Regions from separate parts of the Homo sapiens genome. Here region 2 is linked to region 1. A link is an interaction called in ENCODE POLR2A ChIA-PET data of the cell type or tissue named here. Cell type or tissue: endothelial cell of umbilical vein. All regions are shown on one strand. Each heading gives the region's core, and the rest is flanking DNA. Links, peaks and the distances in the headings are about the cores only.

Evidence for each region. Peaks named below come from ENCODE experiments on the same cell type or tissue, not always from the same donor. Only the 100,000 strongest peaks of a DNase experiment are listed, where the experiment ranks them.
Region 2: POLR2A ChIA-PET joins it to region 1 with 10 read pairs; 1 of 35 experiments calls an interaction of 5 or more read pairs at or near these places.

The regions. Positions count from the first base shown.
Region 1 is chr5:150,012,800-150,021,871 of GRCh38, reverse strand. HMGXB3 (HMG-box containing 3) reads right to left here. Exons shown (of 20, transcript NM_014983.3): 6 at 3,175-3,306. It also overlaps the pseudogene RPS20P4. Among named protein-coding and RNA genes, the nearest start is that of HMGXB3, 17 kb to the right of the region's middle. In endothelial cell of umbilical vein, for the core only: no CTCF peak of the experiment used is centred there; a DNase peak (open chromatin) is centred at 4,101; H3K27ac peaks cover 1,277 bases.
Region 2 is chr5:149,330,049-149,339,120 of GRCh38, reverse strand. AFAP1L1 (actin filament associated protein 1 like 1) reads right to left here. Exons shown (of 19, transcript NM_152406.4): 17 at 6,248-6,426; 18 at 3,399-3,527. LOC124901103 (a long non-coding RNA gene) reads left to right here and starts at 8,979. Exons shown (of 2, transcript XR_007058989.1): 1 at 8,979-9,072. In endothelial cell of umbilical vein, for the core only: no CTCF peak of the experiment used is centred there; a DNase peak (open chromatin) is centred at 4,820; H3K27ac peaks cover 2,180 bases.

The sequences.
Region 1 (9,072 bases), core at 2,142-7,141:
TCACCGAATTCAAATCACTCTAACGAGCTGCAACATAAAATCCCTGGAGAAGATGTGTGCTGACTTGATCAGAGGAGCAAAGGAAAAGAATCTCAGTGAAAGGATCAGTTCGAATGCCTACCAAGACTTTGAGAATCACTACAAGAAAAACTTGTGGTCAAGGTTCTAAGACATAGGAATGTTTCCATAGGAGAATCCACAAGCAACTAATTGACTTGCACAGTCCTTCTGAGATTGTTAAGCAAATTACTTCCATCAGTACTGAGCCAGGAGTTGAGGTGCAAGTCACCACTGCAGATGCTTAAGTCAACTATTTTAATACATTGATTACCAGTTGTTAAAAAACAAAAAATCTCAATGTTTTAAGATAGTTTATGAATTTGTGTTGGGCTTCATTCAAAGCCATCCTGGGCCATAGGTTGGACAAGCTTGTCTTACATTCTGCAGCTAAACAGCACAGCAATGCCTGAGAAGTGTGGTTTAGTGGAAAAGGCAATGGGATAATTGGCTGTGTGAATTTAGTAAGTCGCTTTTTCAAAATCTATTTTTCCTTAGCTGGAAACTCAAAAGAGTTGAAGTAGCTGATAATCAAAGTCAATTTATTTCTAAAATTCTAAGTGCACTGATGGTAAAATGTTACCTGTCTTCTCACACTCATTCTGTTTCTATAAGCTTTAGAAATCACAGTATCTACTCTTGACATGGTAATCCTTGCAGAACACATTGGTAAATTCTGACTTAGCAAGTCAAGATGGGGGAAGGTAGCTAAGAAAAAAATTGTTTTCATGCCATGAGCTTGATCTTAGTAAGAGAACCATGGCTCTAAAGTTTTTCAGGCTGGGCACCATGGCTCACACATGTAATCCCAACACTTTGGGAGGCAGGTGGATCACTTGAGGCCAGGAGTTCGACACCAGCCTGGCCAACATGGTGAAATCCCATTTCTACTAAAAATACAAAAAAACCTAGCTGGCTGTGGTGGCACATGCCTGTAATCCCAGCTACTCGGGAGGCTGAGACATAAGGATCACTTGAACCAGGGAGGTAGAGGTTGCAGTGAGCTGAGATCGTGCTATCCAGCCTGGACAATAGAGCAAGACTCTATCTTCAAAAAAAAAAAAAAAAGCTGTTTCAGTTAAAGCCAGGTATGATGGTATGATGTCATATGCCTATAGTACCAGCTACTCAGGAAGCTGAGGCAGGAGGATCACTTGAGACCAAGAATTTGAAATGGGCCTAGGCAACATAGCAAGAGACTCTGTCCCAAAAAAAAAAGTTATTTCAAAGTGGAAAAAAAACCACACATACAAGAAATGAAAAAGAAAGCCACACATACAAGAAATGAAAAAGCCAAAGTAAAAATAGCCTGAAGGAGGGATAAGCCCACAGTGATCACTGACAGTCTTTCATGTATAAGCACAGGAAATATGGTCATTTGAGACCTGTTTCGCATTGGTCAAGAAAGGCCAAGGAAGATTCTGACTACTATCCAGTTCAATCTCCCCACTGCAGTTAGAGAACTGCCTTTTTGGGGAATACATTGTGAATACACTGATGGCTTCAGAGAGGCACATCAGAGAAGATGGCACAAGAGCCTTAGACAAAACCCCCTGTGAGACATTAGCACTAGGCCCTTCCTGACAACATGAAGAGCAATAGTAGGGCTAATAATTACATTGATGTCTATCATGATGATAGCAGGACATTCACTGAGGATTTAATATGTACCAGAAACTGCCATTTAGTCTATATGGATAATCTTATTTGACCCTGCTAACATCCCTAATGAAGTAGGTACTAACTTCCATTGACAGATGAGACAAAACTTAAATCCAGGAACAGATATAGAATGTCTTGACCAAGATTACATAGTTAAAAACCTTGGGAAGCAGGGGTCTGAACTGAGGTAGCTAACTCCAGAATTGTGTTCTTAATTATCCTGTCTCCTGGAATTAGTGCTACCCTGAACTTAGCCAGAAGCCAAAACACTCATCCAGAGGGCAAAAGTCACCATCCCAGTATTTCTCAAAGAGATGTGAAAATTGCCCCAGAGAAGTTTAAGGTATGCTGCTATACAAGGTTTTTCTACACATACAAGTTTGGACCATGCTGAGTTAAACATGTGATAATCACGAACCTAACCTAAGCCATTTTCACTAAAATAATGTCCTCTCTTTCCTTTTCTACCCACCCAAATTCTGTTGAATCTTCAACTCTCTCTCTTCTATAATACCTTGCCTGTCTGTCTCAGTCCTTATAAATGTCTCTCCTCTCTGAACTAGGTGAGAATTTACTGCCTCTTCCATCCATTTTAGCCCTTAAAATGTATAGTTTCATATAAAAAATGTGGCAAGTATATATGTTTTATCTAGTTCGCACCAAGCATACACAGGTGACAACATGTTAAACGGAACTTCAGAAGGGCACAGCAGTGATGCTCATTTATTTATTGAGTGTCTTCTATGGGCAAAGGCTGTGGGAGATACCAAGGTCATTAAGGAACTCACAATGTGACATAAACAGAAACATTGTTAACTGATGATGAGTGTTAAATAAAAATGTTAAAGACATATAGATACAGACATCTCTATATACAGACGGGGGGATGACAGAAACAAGTAAATAAACATGGTGTAGTAGTTCATGGAAATTATGAAACAGGTACTATTTTGAAGACTATTTAAAGGCATGATATGTTAAATTAAAAAAAGCAAAATATTATAGTATTGGAGATATCCACGAAAAAACAGAAAGAAAAATAAAAGGGAAAACAGTGCTCACAGTGCTGTAATCCCAGCACTTTGGGAGGCCGAGACAGGAGACTGTTTGAGGCCAGAGCAACAAAGGAAGACCCCATCTCTACTGGAAAAAAAAAAGAAGGGAAAGAAGAAGAAAAAAACAGATACAGAACTTATTCACAGAAAAAAAGACTGGAAAGAAGTACACCAAAATGTTAATAATGGCTTTTCTTTGGATGGTATATGAGTTTGGATAACAATTTATTCCATTTTTCTTTTGTATTTTTTAAACAAACTATATACAATGGAAATGATTTACTTGTATAGTCAGACAGTAAAAACAAATGTTAACTTTTTAAAAATCACCTGTTCCTAATGGCAAACAGAAAGTCTATTCTGTGAGGCTTCCAAAGCAGCAACAGCCAATGGACCTTACCTTTGGGATCCACTTCCCTCCTAGGAAGTTACCACAGGTAGGGCACTTAGGTGGCTTGTGCCTGGTGACATATGTAAAGGAGCACCCTGGGCTGGTGCATGTCCCATGGCCCCGGCGGGTATATGTAGTGGTCTGTAAATAAAGAGCACATCAGAATCAATAGAACAACCTCTCTCAGACTGATGACCACTATAATCACAGCAACACCAGGAGGTCACAAGCTTGTGGAAAGATAACCAATTCATAATCATATCATAAAAGGTCAGTGTTGGAAAGGTCCTACAATACAACAAATTCACTCTTTAGAAATGGAGAAACTAAGTTCAAATGGGGAAAGACAATTGCCCAACATTACAGTTAGGTACCAGAAGAATGAAGAAAGTGATAGTTGCTATGCATTGAGCTAGGCACCACACAATGCTAAACACTTTACCAATATTTCATTTAATACTCTCAGCAATCGTATTAAGTACGTATTATTACTACTGAGGTTTAAATGCTTTGCCTCAAATCATCAATCAAGGGCAGAGCTAGACCTAGAACCCATATTTCTCTATTCTTGGCCCAACATTCCTTCTATGCATCCAGCTGCACCCTCTGGCTCTAAATACTTCAAAGAATTTGCTTCATCTTCATTCTTCAGACAACCAAGGACCTGGGATTCAGAATAAAAATAGATCCATGGTCACTGAAAAAATAAGGGCAGTTCAGGACTATAAGCCAGGCCCTATCCTTTGATACTCAACAGAATGTAGTTATTTGCATATTAATATATATAGCCACTGGCTCTTATCATCTCCACTGATCTCCCTTTGAGCAAAATGTATTACTATGGGTTATAATATTTCAGCTACAAATAAAAACGACTCATTCATTAGTCATGCTCCGCTTCTAGATTAAGGCTGGAAAAAAACCCATTTCTCTGTCATATTTGTTCTGTCACATATGAATGTTTACTCAGCTATTAATCCCAGCTTCCCTAGCCCAGCCAAAACGCAAAAAGCTTCCTTGGGGAAACACCAAACTACCATTAGCTACCTCTGCAAGGAAGCCTAAGGAAAAGGCTTCAATTATGGCTTCCAATTATGACAGTGGTATTAAGTCAAGGATGAGCGTGAAGTGGTATGGCACCAAAAAGAGGAAGACCAGGCTTTGGGTTCCAATTTTGCCACTAATACACTGAGTGACCTGGTGGTAAGGAACCTTAACTCTTGGGCCCTGAGTTTCTTCCTCTGTAAAATCGCCTGTTCTTCCTATTTTATAGGCGTGTCTTGCTGAGAAAGTGAGATAAGAAATGAGAAAACATTCACTTAGATTCTACATGCTTGTGAGAGACTATTAATAGTGGAATATAAAACATCTCTGATCCTTTCTCAGGTTATGGCCAATGTATAATTCTCATTCTGAACACCTCAAGAAAGCAGAGTAAAAATTTAAGATAGGTTAGTTTCATAAGTAAATTACCATGGACTTGGAAATTCTTAACATTGTTAAGTAGGCTAGAGAAATGACTTTAGGAAAAAAAGTGCTAATGTTCAAGGATGACGTTTCAGTCCTAAGTATTAATCATAAAACACTTTTCTAGAAGTGCTTGGCTGACATTTATTAGAGCATGAAAGAACAGTAATTTCCAGGAGAATAAAGACTCAGGAGAAATAACCAGTTTCTCCATGAGTCAAAGCTGCAGGCTGTTCCTATTTTAAAATATTGCAGCTTTATTATCTACAACATATTGTTTATCTCAGTAGAGATCTCTGAAGATAAACTTATAAGTTAAAAATATGTACTTTAGCCCTAAAGAAACTACTAAAATAACCAAAACAAAGTCAATAGCTAATAAGCCAATAAAAGAAAGCAGATCCATAAAAAATACTTATATCAGAAGAAGGCAGAACAAAATTGATGAGACAAATAATAATAGATCTAAATGTAACCATATCAATAATCACATTAAATATAAATGGCTTAAACCACCTCTTTTAAAGACAGAGACTGTCAGAGGGTCTTGCTTTTATATTGAAACTATATGCTATCTACACAAAGCAGAACAAAACAAAAACACTTTATGTAGATATAAATTAGTTAAAAGGATGGAAAAATAGATTTCTTGATGTAACAATAATTTTTAAAAGCTAGATATTAGACAAAGTAGATTTCAGAGCAAAGATTACTAGAGATAAAGGTCATTTTGTAATAACAAAGGGGCCAATTTATCAAGAGGGCACAACAATCCTACATGTTTACATACTTCGCAAGAGAGTCAAAATTTGCGACACAAAAATTAAGAGAACTGTAAGAAACAGACAAATCTACAAGGATAGTTAAATGTCACCTCCTTTTTTTTTTTTTTTTTTTTTGAGACAGAGTCTCACTCTGTTGCTCAGGCTACAGTGCAGTGGCACGATCACAGCTCACTGTATCCTCCAACTACTGGGCCCAAGCAATCCTCCCACCTCAGCCCTGAGTAGCTGGGACTATAGGTGTGTACCACCACACCCAACTATTTTTTGCTTTTTGTAGAGACGGGGTCTCCCTGCCTTGTCCAGGCTGGTCTTGAACTCCTGGGCTCAAGCAATCCTTCTGCCTCAGTCTCTCAAAGTGCTAGGGTTACAGGCACATATCACCGTGCCCGGCCAGATGCCTTCTCTTATAATTGATAGAACAAGTAGACAAAATCAGTAAGGATATAAAAGGGTTGAACGTTATCAATCAACTTGACCTAATTAGATATGTATAGAACATTCCACCCAATAGCAGACTATGCATTCTCTTCAAGTGTACATAACATTTATCAAGACAGACCACATTCTGGGCCGTAAGACAAGTCTCAATAAATTTAAAGGGATTCAGTTTAAATAAATCAAAAAGGTCAGGCCACAGTGGAATTAAATTATTAATCAATAACAGAAAGATATCTGGAAAATCCCCAAATATTTGCAGAGTAAATAATACGCTTCTAAGTATCTCATAGGTCAAAGAAGTAAATTAGAAAGTATTTGAATTGAATGAAAATGAAAACACACCATATCAGAATTTGTGGAATGCCACTAAAGCAGTGCTTAGAGGGAAATTCATAGCAGTAAGCACCTACATTAGAAAAGAAAGAAAGAGCTGGGCACGGTGGCTCACGCCTGTAATTCCAATACTTTTGGAGGCCAAGGCAGGAGGATTGCTTGAGCCCAGGAGTTCTAAGACCAGCCTGGGCAACACAGAGAGACCCCCATCTCTGCAAATAATTTGAAACAATTAGCTGGGTGTGGTGGTATGCACCTGTGGTCCCAGCTACCTGAGAGACTGGGGCAGGTAGGTGGATCCCAGGAAGTCAAGGATGCAGTGAGCCATGATTGTGCCACTGCACTCTAACATGGGCAACAGAGTGAAACCTTATTTACCAAAAAAAGAAAAGAAAAGAAAAGAAAGGTTTTGAATCAATGACATCAGCTTCTACCTTAAGAAACTAGAAAAAGAACAAATGAGAACTACCAGGGCAGTGAAGAACACACGTGACCATGGCCATCAGCTGGATAACGACTGTCATCGTGCCCTGCTCACCTTTGAAGTCCTGCTGGTTCACAGACTGGATGGCCGCAATACATTCTCCTGTATCTCCATATCTGTCCCCCTTTGGCTTTTGTTACTAACTTTAATGACCACAACATTTAGGCCAAAAAGGGGCAATCATTGGTGGTTTGGTATTCGCAGAGACTTCTGCCAGTTTCTGCTTGAAATTTTCCCATTTTTAAGAGAATATGGGAACATTTCATATGATCTCCATCAGGAAGATAGCGAAGGTGCTGAAGAAACATTGGTTCCAGAAGCTCCGAAAATTGCTCCAGTGTTTGGGAAGACCAGGTAGTTTTAATCCCTGGGAAATATGTTCCCCCACCTCCCAAGTTAAATATTGATATGCCAGATTAAACTCCTAGAGAGGGCCCATACACAGACTCCACCTTGCCTTTGCCTCTTGTTCATTCATACCAAACCTGGAAATGGAAACAGGCACCAAACACTGTCATCTCATACCCTGTTTGAGATTGATGCCTCATCAGCATGCATCATAAATGGAGACTGTTTCAGCATGTGGGTGTGTGTGGTGTGTACCTGGGTAAGAGAACTTGCTTTCCACATTCGTGCTTTAGATGTAGCTGGGGGCAGTAAGTTGAACTGTTTTAGTAGGTCCTCAAAAGGAATAACTACACAGTGGTTTTCTTTAAAGTGCTACTGTACCTATCGAAAGTATCGTTTAAAAGTATTTTTATACACTGCTAGTACAAAATTGTATTTCAGATTGTGCCTGTTATGACATAATAGCAAACGTAAAGAATTCTCTGTTTATAAACCTCACAGTTTGTTTAAACTGCATATTGTCTATTGCAGATGTCTTTAAAGATTGCATAAAACAATATGTGCCTGGTGTGGAGCTTACCCAAGTACTAGACATGAACATAGGGACTGCAAATCCCATGGGTGTTAATATTTAGGTGTTAGTAACCGAGGTCTGCACTGTGTGAAGGTCTCTGGTAGTATCCGTTAGTAGAGGGAGCAGCCACCGCCCTTGCGAACTTGTGACATGCTCTAGTGTAGTACCAGGCCATAAAGTGACACTGTTGTTTAGCACCCTGAATTTTTCCACACAGGTAGTAACTGTCCAGAAACAATCAAAATAAGCAACAAGTGGTTTGTCCATTTCTAAGAATCTTAGAATATTAGTTGGTTGTAATGTAAAGCATTACCTGTCACTGGAAAGCTGGAGAGAGTGGCCTTAACCAGAAGTGGCCAACAATCAGGTATTATTTTAAGGTCTAAACTTTTTCATCTGTCAGCAATAGGGAAACAACAGTTCAAATTATCTTTGTAGATAAGTACATTGTTTATTACAGGGTAATAAGGGAATGTTATGAACAACTTTATGTCAATAAATTTAACAGCCTAAATGAAATGGACAAATTCCTTGAAAGCCAAAATACCAAATGCTCACTCAAAGAGACAGTCTGAATAGTCCTATACATATTTTTAAAATTGGGCTTGCAGTTAAAAACCTTCTCACAAAGAAAACTCCAGGCCCAGATGACTTCACTGGTAATACTACCATTTAAGGAAAAGAACTGAGGTGGAGAAAATACTTCCCAAGTCATTTTAAGAGGCAAGCATTACCCTGATATGAAAAGTGGACAGAGACTGTATAAGGAAATTCTGAGCCAAATTCTGAGCAAACTTTTTAGCAAATGAAATCCAACAATCTATGAGAGGGATACTACATCACTGTCAAATGGGGTTTGTCCCAGGAATACAAGGGTGGTTTAAAATTTGAGTAATAGTGAAATTCACCACCTTAACCAACTTCCGGAAAATTCTTATAATACTCTCAATAGACACAGAAAAAGCATTTGAAAAAATCCAACATGCATTCCTGATAAAAGCTTTCAGAAAATTAGGAATAGAGGGAACTACCTAAACATGATAAAGGGCATGTAGGAAAAACCTATAGTTAATATACTTAATGAAGAAGGACTGAATCCTTTCCTCCTTACATGAGGACAAGACAAAGATGTCTGCTCTTACCACTTCTATTCAGCATTGTACCAGAAGTCCTAGACAATATCATAAGGCAAGAAAAAGAAGGAATTCAAATCAGAAAGGACATATAAAACTGTCATTACTTGTAGACAGCATGATTAACTTTGTAGGAAACCCAACAGCATCTACAAAAGTTACCAGAACTAATAAGTGAGTTAAGCAAAGTTGTAGAATACAAGCCCAATATACAAAGCAATCAATTGTATTACGATATACTAGTTGTAGGCAATCAGATATTGAAAATTTTCTAAAAATGCCATTTATAATAGTGTGAGAAAAAGATAAACAGGGATAAATCTCAGCCCCGATGCTGAAAAAAAT
Region 2 (9,072 bases), core at 1,845-6,844, 680 kb after region 1:
ATGCGACAATGGCAGAGTTGAGAGGCTGTGGAACAGATCATATGGTTCAGAAAGCCTAAACTATTTACTCTCTGGCCCTTTACAGAAAAAGTTTGCTGACTGCTGCTCTAGATGATCTGGCCCCTCACTGGTTACTTCTCTGATCTCATCTCCTAATGCTCACTCTTTGTTCCTTTCACTGGAATCACCTGGATCTTCTTGATGTTCCTCAAACATGCCAAGCTTTTTCCCACTTCAGGGACTTGACACTTGCTCTTCTCTCTGCCTGGTTCGTCCTTCCCTCAGCCCCCTGCATGGGTTTCTCCCTCACACTCCATTCAGGTCTCTGCCTATGTGTCACCTTCTTGAAAGGGTCTTTGCTATCACTGTGCTTAAGCCCCTTTGGGACGTTCATCTTCTCTGGCATCACATTCTTTATTTATGTGTGGTATTTAAAGTCTTGTCTTCCCAACTCTATGAGACCAGGGACTTTTTTGGGTTCCCTGTTATGTAACCAGAAACTAGAACAAGACTGGCATATGGTAGGTCTTCAACAAATATTTGTTTAATGACTAACTGTAGGAAAGAATAAAGACTCTTCCCTCTTAGGCTCTGAAATTCAATTCCAACCTGAGGATGCAGCTCCAGCCTAGACATAGAGCCATGCTTTTTTTGAGACAGGGTCTCACTTAGTGTCATCTAGGCTGGAGTGCAGTGGTGTGATCAGGGCTCACTGTAGCCTCACCCCTCCCACTGGGCTCAAGTGATCCTCCCACCTCAGCCTATGGAGTAGCTGGGACTATAGGCATGTGCCACCACACCCGGCTAATTTTTTTGTAGTTTTTGTAGACACAGGGTTTCGCCATGTTGCCCAGGCTGATCTCGAACTCCTGGGTTCAAGGATCCTCCCACCTCAGCCACCCAAAGTGCTAGGATTACAGGTGTGAGCCACTGTGCCTGGCCAAGCCATGCATTTTAAAAGTCCGTGCTGGTGTGATCCTAGACAAAATGTTGCCGATTCCCACAGCAGTGTTGATATGAAGCTAATAAACAGCTGTCCTTTAAATGTATTCTAATATGATATGCAATTTCAGCTCATAAATGATCAGGCACTGCCTGCCTCTTCCCCCTTCATGGTTTCCACGCTCGCTTTCCCTCTTTGCTCCAGCTGCTCTGGCCTCCATCTGGCCATCAGGCACGCTTGAGAGCTTTTGCACCTGCTGTCCCCTCTTGCTGGAAAGCTTCTGCTCTAGATCTTCTCATGTTCCTTTCCCATCATTTGGGTCACTGCTAGGAGAGGCCCTCTCTGACCACTGTGTATATTGCTCCAACCCTACTCCCAGTCTCTGTCCCTTTCTATATATATGTATATATATATGTATATATTTGTAGTTGTATCACTTTCTGGAATTATCTTCTTACATTAACAGGGCACTTATGTATTATCTGTCTCCTTTCACTGGCTTGGAAGTTCCTTGAAAACCAGGACCTCATCTGTCTTGTTCACTGGTTTATCTACCACTTAAACTTCAGTCTTCTCCGCTGTGAAATGGGGCTAAGAATGCCCACTTTACTTGGTTATTGCAAAGATGGAATGAAGGAACATGTTCAAGAGTGTTTAGTGAAGTGTCAAGCATTTAGCAGGTGCTTAATATGTGTTTCTTGAATGAACGAAATTGGAGTTTTCCACTACTTTAAATAGGGTGTTCCCCCTTTTATTATGTTTCTAATTTGAACTATTTTTTTGATTTGACATATTGTGAAATGATTATCACAGTCAAGTTTAGTTAACACATCTCACCTCACCTAGTTATCATTTGTGTGTGTGTGTGTGGTGAGAACAGTAAAAAGTGACTTTTTAAAACAAATTTCGAGTATGCAATATGGTATTGTTAACTGTAGCCATGATTCTGTACATTAGATCCCCAGAACTTAGTCTTCTTAAAACTGAAACTTTGTATCCTTTGACCAACATCTCCCCAGTTCCCCCAGCCCTCAGCCTCTGGCAACCACCATTCCATTCTCCCCCTTTTATTTTAAATTAATAAAGATTAATTTTATATTTTCATATTTAAAAAAGAGATTGTTCCTTGAAAACTCATCAGTCTCCACATTTCTTAGCTTGGAATTTAGGTCCTTCTATATCAAACTGTCTTTCCAGTCTCATCTCCTACCAGTTTTTCAGACATTCTGTGCTGCTGCCAGACAGGTCTAGAAAGGCTTCCTGAGCATATCTGATGTGCCTGGCATTTGTTTTTCAGGTCCTGCTATGATTGGAATGTCTGTCCCTCCAAAACTGATGTTGAAATTTAATCCCTAATGTGGCAGTATTGAGAGGTGCAGCCTTTAAGAGGTGATTGGGTCATGAGGGCTCTATCTTCATGAATATGGATTAATCCGTTCATGGATAAAGGCATTAATGAGTTAATGCATTAATGGGTTATCATGGGAGTGGAACTGGTGGCTTTATAAAAAGAGGAAGAGAGACCTGAGCTAACATGTTCAGCCCCCTCACCCTGTGATGCCCTGGGCCGCCTCCAGACTGCAGAGAGACCCCATCAGCAAGAAGGCCCTTGCCAGATATGGCCCGTCAACCTGAGACTTCTCGGCCTCCCAAACTCTTAAGAAATACATTCTGTTTCTTTATAAATGATCCAGGTTCAGGTATTCTGTTATAAGCAGCAAAAAATGGACCAGGACAGGTCCACACTTTTATCTGCAATTCTGAAATCCAGAAAGCTGTGAAACCAAAATATTTCTCCATTGTTTTGGTATAGACTCATTTGGTGGCAAAACTTGACCTGACCTGATATGACTGTTTATAATCTTTATTCACTCCATGTGCTATATATATTCCTATGTCTTGCCGTAGAATTATTAACATGTTTGCTTACATGGTACCACCTGAGGACATATTGAGGTTTTCATCATGTGTTAGTGTAGGTACCATATTACCTTTATAAAATCCAAAAAGTTCTGAAACACAGCTGACCCCCAAGAGTCACACAGAAGGGACTGTGGACCAGCATCCTGGAGGGAGCCATGGACTTAGAATTGGAAGAGGTGGGTTTGCTTCTTTGCTTTTGCAGTGATACCTTGCATAGCCCTGGGCAAGTCCCATCGTCCTCGATTTTCAGTTACCTCATCAATGAAATGGAACCTGTCCTGTCTGAAAACACATTGTAGGCTCAGAAACCAGATGATTAAGCTTGTTAGAAATATGTGTTAACAAAGAGTGAATAGGTTCTGAATAAGATCTGAGGATTACCCCTTCTGAGGAAGGTTCATGAGTTTCATTGTATAAATGCATTGGCAATTCTCTACCTTTCTCACTAGTTGATTTTTTGGTTTTGGGTGAAGTTCCATAGAAAGGGGGCTACCAGATCTCTGATTTTTGAGGAGCAGAACTATGGCTCTACCTTGGCTTTCTGTAGCACCCTTCCTTGGTTGGAGGCTACGATGGATGGGCTCCTCTTCCTCAGCTCAGAAACACAGTTGACAGGGAGAGGTTGCTCTGGAACGCTGTTCTGGGGTTTATTTGCAGTTTCCTGTTGATGGCAATAAATAATTATATAGGTGAGATCTGGTGATGGCTACCTACACACCCAGCCTGCCCTCAAAAGCATGAGGACACTTTATTATTTTTATTTTTATTTTTGAGACAGAGTCTCTGTCACCCAGGCGGGAGCGCAGTGGCACGAGCTTGGCTCACTGCAACCTCTGCCTCCTGGGTTCAAGCGATTCTTATACCTCAGCCTCTCGAGTAGCTGGGATTACAGGTGTGTACCACCAGGCCTGGCTAATTTTTGTATTTTTAGTAGAGATGGGGTTTCACTAAGTTGCCCAGGCTGGTCTCAAACTCCTGGGCTGAAGCAATCCACCCACCTTGGCCTCCCAAAGTGCTGGGATTACAGGTGTGAGCTACTGTGCCTGGCTGCATGAGGAACTTTAAAATAAAAGGCACCTGGCAAACATGACAGCATTGAACAAGGTGAGAGAAGATACTTGAGGACCTTCAGATAACGATAATGACAACTAAAATTACTGAACCTCACTACGTACAAAGCATTGTGTGAATTAGCTCCTTTAGCTTTTCAACAAGCCTATGAAGTAGGTACTATTATTAGTCATTCCATTTTATAGGTGAGGAAATGGGGAAGGTCAAATTACTGTGCAAGGTCATGTGGCTAGTGAGTGGGAGAACCAGGATTCCAATCCCATAGCCCTTTCTTTCTTTCTTTCCTTTCTTTCTTTTTTTTTTGTAAGACAGAGTCTTGCTCTCTTGCCAAGGCTGGAGGTCCACCTTCCAGGTTCAAGTGATTCTCTTGCCTCAGCCTCCGGAGTAGCTGGGACAGGCATGTGCCACCATGCCCAATTAATTTTTGCGTTTTTAGTAGAGATGGGGTTTCACCATGTTGGCCAGGCTGGTTTCGAACTCCTGGCCTCAAGTGATCTGCCCATCTCAGCCTCCCAAAGTGCTGGGATTATAGGCATGAGTTACCATGCCTGGCCCCACAGCCTGACTTTTAACCTCTCTCCTGTATTCCTTCTCATTTTTGAAATTAACTTTACCCCTTACATTTTTCCAGATAATTGCTTAGTATTAATATCTTACTAGATGTAGCTCCTTAAGGGTGACATCTTAACAGCTAAACCTGCAAGGAATTTAGAGAAAGCTTCTCTTTATCTCCAAAGAATGTTAAAAGGATCCAAAACCCAGGGAGAAGTGCTCTGGAATGGGAATATCAGGTCATGCTGGTGGGAGGAAGCAGCTGGGATGAATGAACTAGTGCTAGCTCCTCCACCAGCCCTCTGTGACTCTGGGAAGTTGTTTTGTCCTTGGCTGTCATGTTTTTCATCTATACAATGAGGTTGGAAACACCCCATGGAAAGGAAGTGTAGGGATGTAAGACACAGCACTGGCTCAATCAGGTGTGGTGTGACCAGGAAATGTGACCTGGGACAACAATAATAATGACACATTGCCTCCTGACAAGTCATACTTAACAGACAAGTTATTTCATCTCTTTGAGTCTCAATTTCCTCACCCGAAAGCAGGCAAAACATTTATTCATTTGACAAATATTTCTTATACTCCTACTATTTTTCTGTAAAGGGTCTGGAATGTAATGATAAACAAATGGATGTAGTCCAATTCTTAACAAAAATACAATCTAGTGGAGAAGACAGACATTGGACAAGCAAGGACACAAATATATATACACACACACATACACACAAATTGTGGTTAAGTGCTATGAGGAAGAATAATAGAGGCAGCTGTTGGTAATTTAGACCAACCAGGGTCAGTTTTTTGCTCTCCCGAGGGACATCTGGCAATTTCTGGAGATATTTTGGTTGTCACTGGAAGGGAGGTGCTACTGGCAACCAGTGAGTACAAGCTAGAGATGCTGCTTAACATCCTACTTGATATCCTTAGGTAGGACCTTAACATCCCTAACATCCTGCTGGTGCACAGAATAGTCCCTTATAAGAAAGAATTACTGGTCCAAAATGTCAGTAGTGTTGGGGTTGAGAAGCGCTGGTGTAGATGAGGTCAGAGAAGTTCTCTCTGAGAGAGCACCATTGGAGGTGAGCGTATCTTCCTCAGAGAGTTGCTGGGAGAATTAGAGATAATGGATGCAGAGCCCTGAGGACAGGGCCTGGTACCCTGGAGATCTCAGGAGAGGGCATGTGAGACCGCTGTATTTTTTGTAGAGACAGGGTTTTGCCATGTTGCCCTGGAGGGCTCTGGAGCAGGGCTCTGGAGTTAGACTTCCTGGGTTTGGAATCCCGTCTCCCACTTCATGGAGTGACCTTGAGCAAGTCATTCGACATCTCTGAACCTTAGCTTCCTTGTCTGTCAACCCCTAAACTACCTCATAGGACTGCCATGAAGATTGTGTGAGATAATACAGGTTAAGATGCCTATAGTAATGGATCACACATGTTTGTTATTCAATGTATGCTGGCTACTATTATCATCAATAACTCCAAGGCCATTTCTAAGATCACCTTTAGGGTAAAAAGTCAAATGGTGCTGCTGTTGTGGAGACAAGAACAGGCCAGAAACCAAGAGAAATTGCTCCAAGAGTCCTCTTCCTAGCTGTGCCACCCATGGCATGCCCTTCACCTCTTTGGACTTCAGTTTTCTTGTCTGTAAGTGGGCATAACCCCTACCTCCAAAGAATGATCATGAAGAAGAGATCTGTAGTGAGTGGAGGGACATAGGAGTAGCTGCCCCTGGCATGGAAGGGCCTGGACTCACCCCACTCTTGGGCTTGCTGCTCACGGAGAGCCCCAGGGCTGGCCCTCCTGCCAGGGACTGCTGCAAGCGCTCCTTCACAGCCACCAGCTTCAGCTCCAGGTCAATCCGGCGCTCCTCCTTTGCCCGACACTGAGCTTCCAGGGTGGCCACGGCTTCTTCCAGAGCCTTTAATTTTGCTCCTGAATCAAGAGACATTGATAAGAAAAAGCTGAACCTGACCTGAAATGTCAGGGAATCTGGCAGGGCCTCAGGCCTTTGTCTGCCCCTCCTAGAGGGCCCTTCCAGCCCCCAGTCTTGGTTAAGAGATGGACTCTGGGTTTGGGGTTCCAGCTCCATACTAGGATTCCAGCTCCATAATGAGATGAGGTCTCATTATGTTCTTCATATGTCTGGTTCCTATTTCACCATCTCCTGGAAATAGCACTCTGAGTTTTCGTTGGGAAACCACCTTCCCCCTCTCATTCTGTCTTTTTTTTTTGAGACGGAGTCTCGCTCTGTCGCCCAGGGTGGAGTGCAGTGGGTGATCTCAGCTCACTGCAACCTCCGCCTCCTGGGATCAAGTGATCCTCCTGCCTCAGCCTCCCAAGTAGCTGGGACTACAGGCACACGCCAGCACACCCAGCTAATTTTTGTATTTTTAGTAGAGATGGGGTTTTGCCATGTTGGCCAGGCTAGTCTCAAACTGCTGATCTCAAGTAATCCACCAGCCTTGGCCTCCCAAAGTGCTGGGATTACAGGCATGAGCCACTGCACCTGCCCCACTACCCCCATTCTCTTTAGTTTGAGTGGGGCTGACTCTACTTCTAGTTCCAGGGTTTGGCACATAACTTAGGTCTGCCCCATAATCACAACTCATCTTCTGGTGACAGTGATTGGATTAGGGATGAAAGTCGGACCAATCAGAGTGAATCCAGAGGGCTCTGCGGTGGTCATTGGGAGGAGAAGCTCTCTCTGCTTGGGTTGGCTGGGAGGGCTGGCACTGTGCAGCCATTGTGGCATCACAAGGGAAGAATGAAACCAAAGGAGAGAAGGGTAGAAGCATGAGTGTGAGAAATAAGCTTCCTGGTGACATCATTTAAGTCCCTGGACCCCACTACACCAGATCGCTCAATTTTCCAATTACATCTTCTTTCATTTCTCTGCCAGTTTAGCTTTGGTTTCTGTTACTTGTAAACAAGTGTCATAGCAGGGCTTTACAGACACCAGAGTTTTCAGTAGGATTTGCTGCTTATTCAATTTTTTTTTTTTTTTCTTGAGACGGAGTCTCGCTCTGTCACCCAGGCTGGAGTGCAGTGGCGTGATCTTGGCTCACTGCAAGCTCTGCCTCCTGGGTTTATGCCATTCTCCTGCCTCAGCCTCCTGAGTAGCTGGGACTACAGGCACCCGCCGCCACACCCGGCTAATGTTTTGTATTTTTAATAGAGACGGGGTTTCACCGTGTTAGCCAGGATGGTCTCGATCTCCTGACCTTGTGATCTGCCCACCTCAGCCTCCCAAAGTGCTGGGATTACAGGCGTGAGCCACCGCACCCAGCCTCAATTTATTTTTATTTTTAAATTTTCTTTAAAAATTTTTAAAAAATTTTCTTTCTTTTAGAAAAATAGAGATGAAGTCTCATTATGTTGCTCAGGCTGGTGTCGAACTCCTGCACTCAAACAGGCCTCCTGCCTCGGCTTCCCAAAGTGCCAGGATTACAGGCATGAACCACGGCACCCAGCCCACTTTTTTGATTTAATCTAACAAACCTATATTAGTACCTTTCTCATGCCAAGTGCTGTGTTGGGTCTTACCAGGTTTAAAAATCAGTTCCATTCTTTGCCCTGAGGGAGGCTGTGCCGGAGGGTTTTCCAGTAATGTTGAACTCTTTATATTCACCATTCACCATGTATTTAATGCATGGTGCAAAATTTAAAAAAAAATTTTAATGCAAAAATTAAAAAAAAATTTTTTTTAAAAATGCTTACCATGTATCAGGCATTGTCCTTGGCCCTAGATATATCAGTGAACAAAGCAGGCAAAGATCCTTGCCCTTATGGTGCTTATATTTGTGTGTCTGTGGCAAACAATAAATAATAAATATAATAAATAATCTGATATGTTACACAGTGGTAGTGCCATAGGGGAAAAAATTGAGCAGGACAAGGAGAGTCAACTTGCTCCAAATCCTGGTTCTGACTCTCAGAAAATTCTTTATATGGAAACCAAACTGCCTTCCTGTGCCTTCCTCCTATTGATTCTGGTTCTTGGCCACACAGAACAAGTCTTCTCCTTTAAACCAGAAGTTCTTAATCTGAGGTTCATGGAGTCTTAGGCAATCTATGGATAGGCTCCACAGGCAGCCACATGAGCTCCTGAACTTTTTTTTGCAGCATTGTGAACTGTGGTGTTTCTTCTTAGGAAAGCGTCCATAGGTCCACCAGATTCTCATAGGGCTACATGTTTGTGGACATGTTATATAGAAACAGGACTTCTGCTCCCTCCAGCATGTGAAGAAACCTTAGGCTTAAAGTGTGTCAAACTACAGTTAGAGAGAATGCAAAGGAAACACAGCAGAAAATAGGGTGTGGAGAAGCCCAAAGCAGGCAGGGCCTGCTGAGGTCCCTGGGTTTCAGAAGAGGATCCTGGGAAAGTGTCATGTCCATTATTCCCTGCACTAGGACCAATGTCTCACATATATCTGTGAATGAATGAAGGTGCGGTTCAAAATGACATCTCTTATTTCCTTGATTCTAAGGCACACTTCTGTGCTTCATATTTCTAAAATCAGGTTGCTTCTTACTACATTAAGTGTATACATTATTGTGATGCTTTTTCATCCTCCAAAA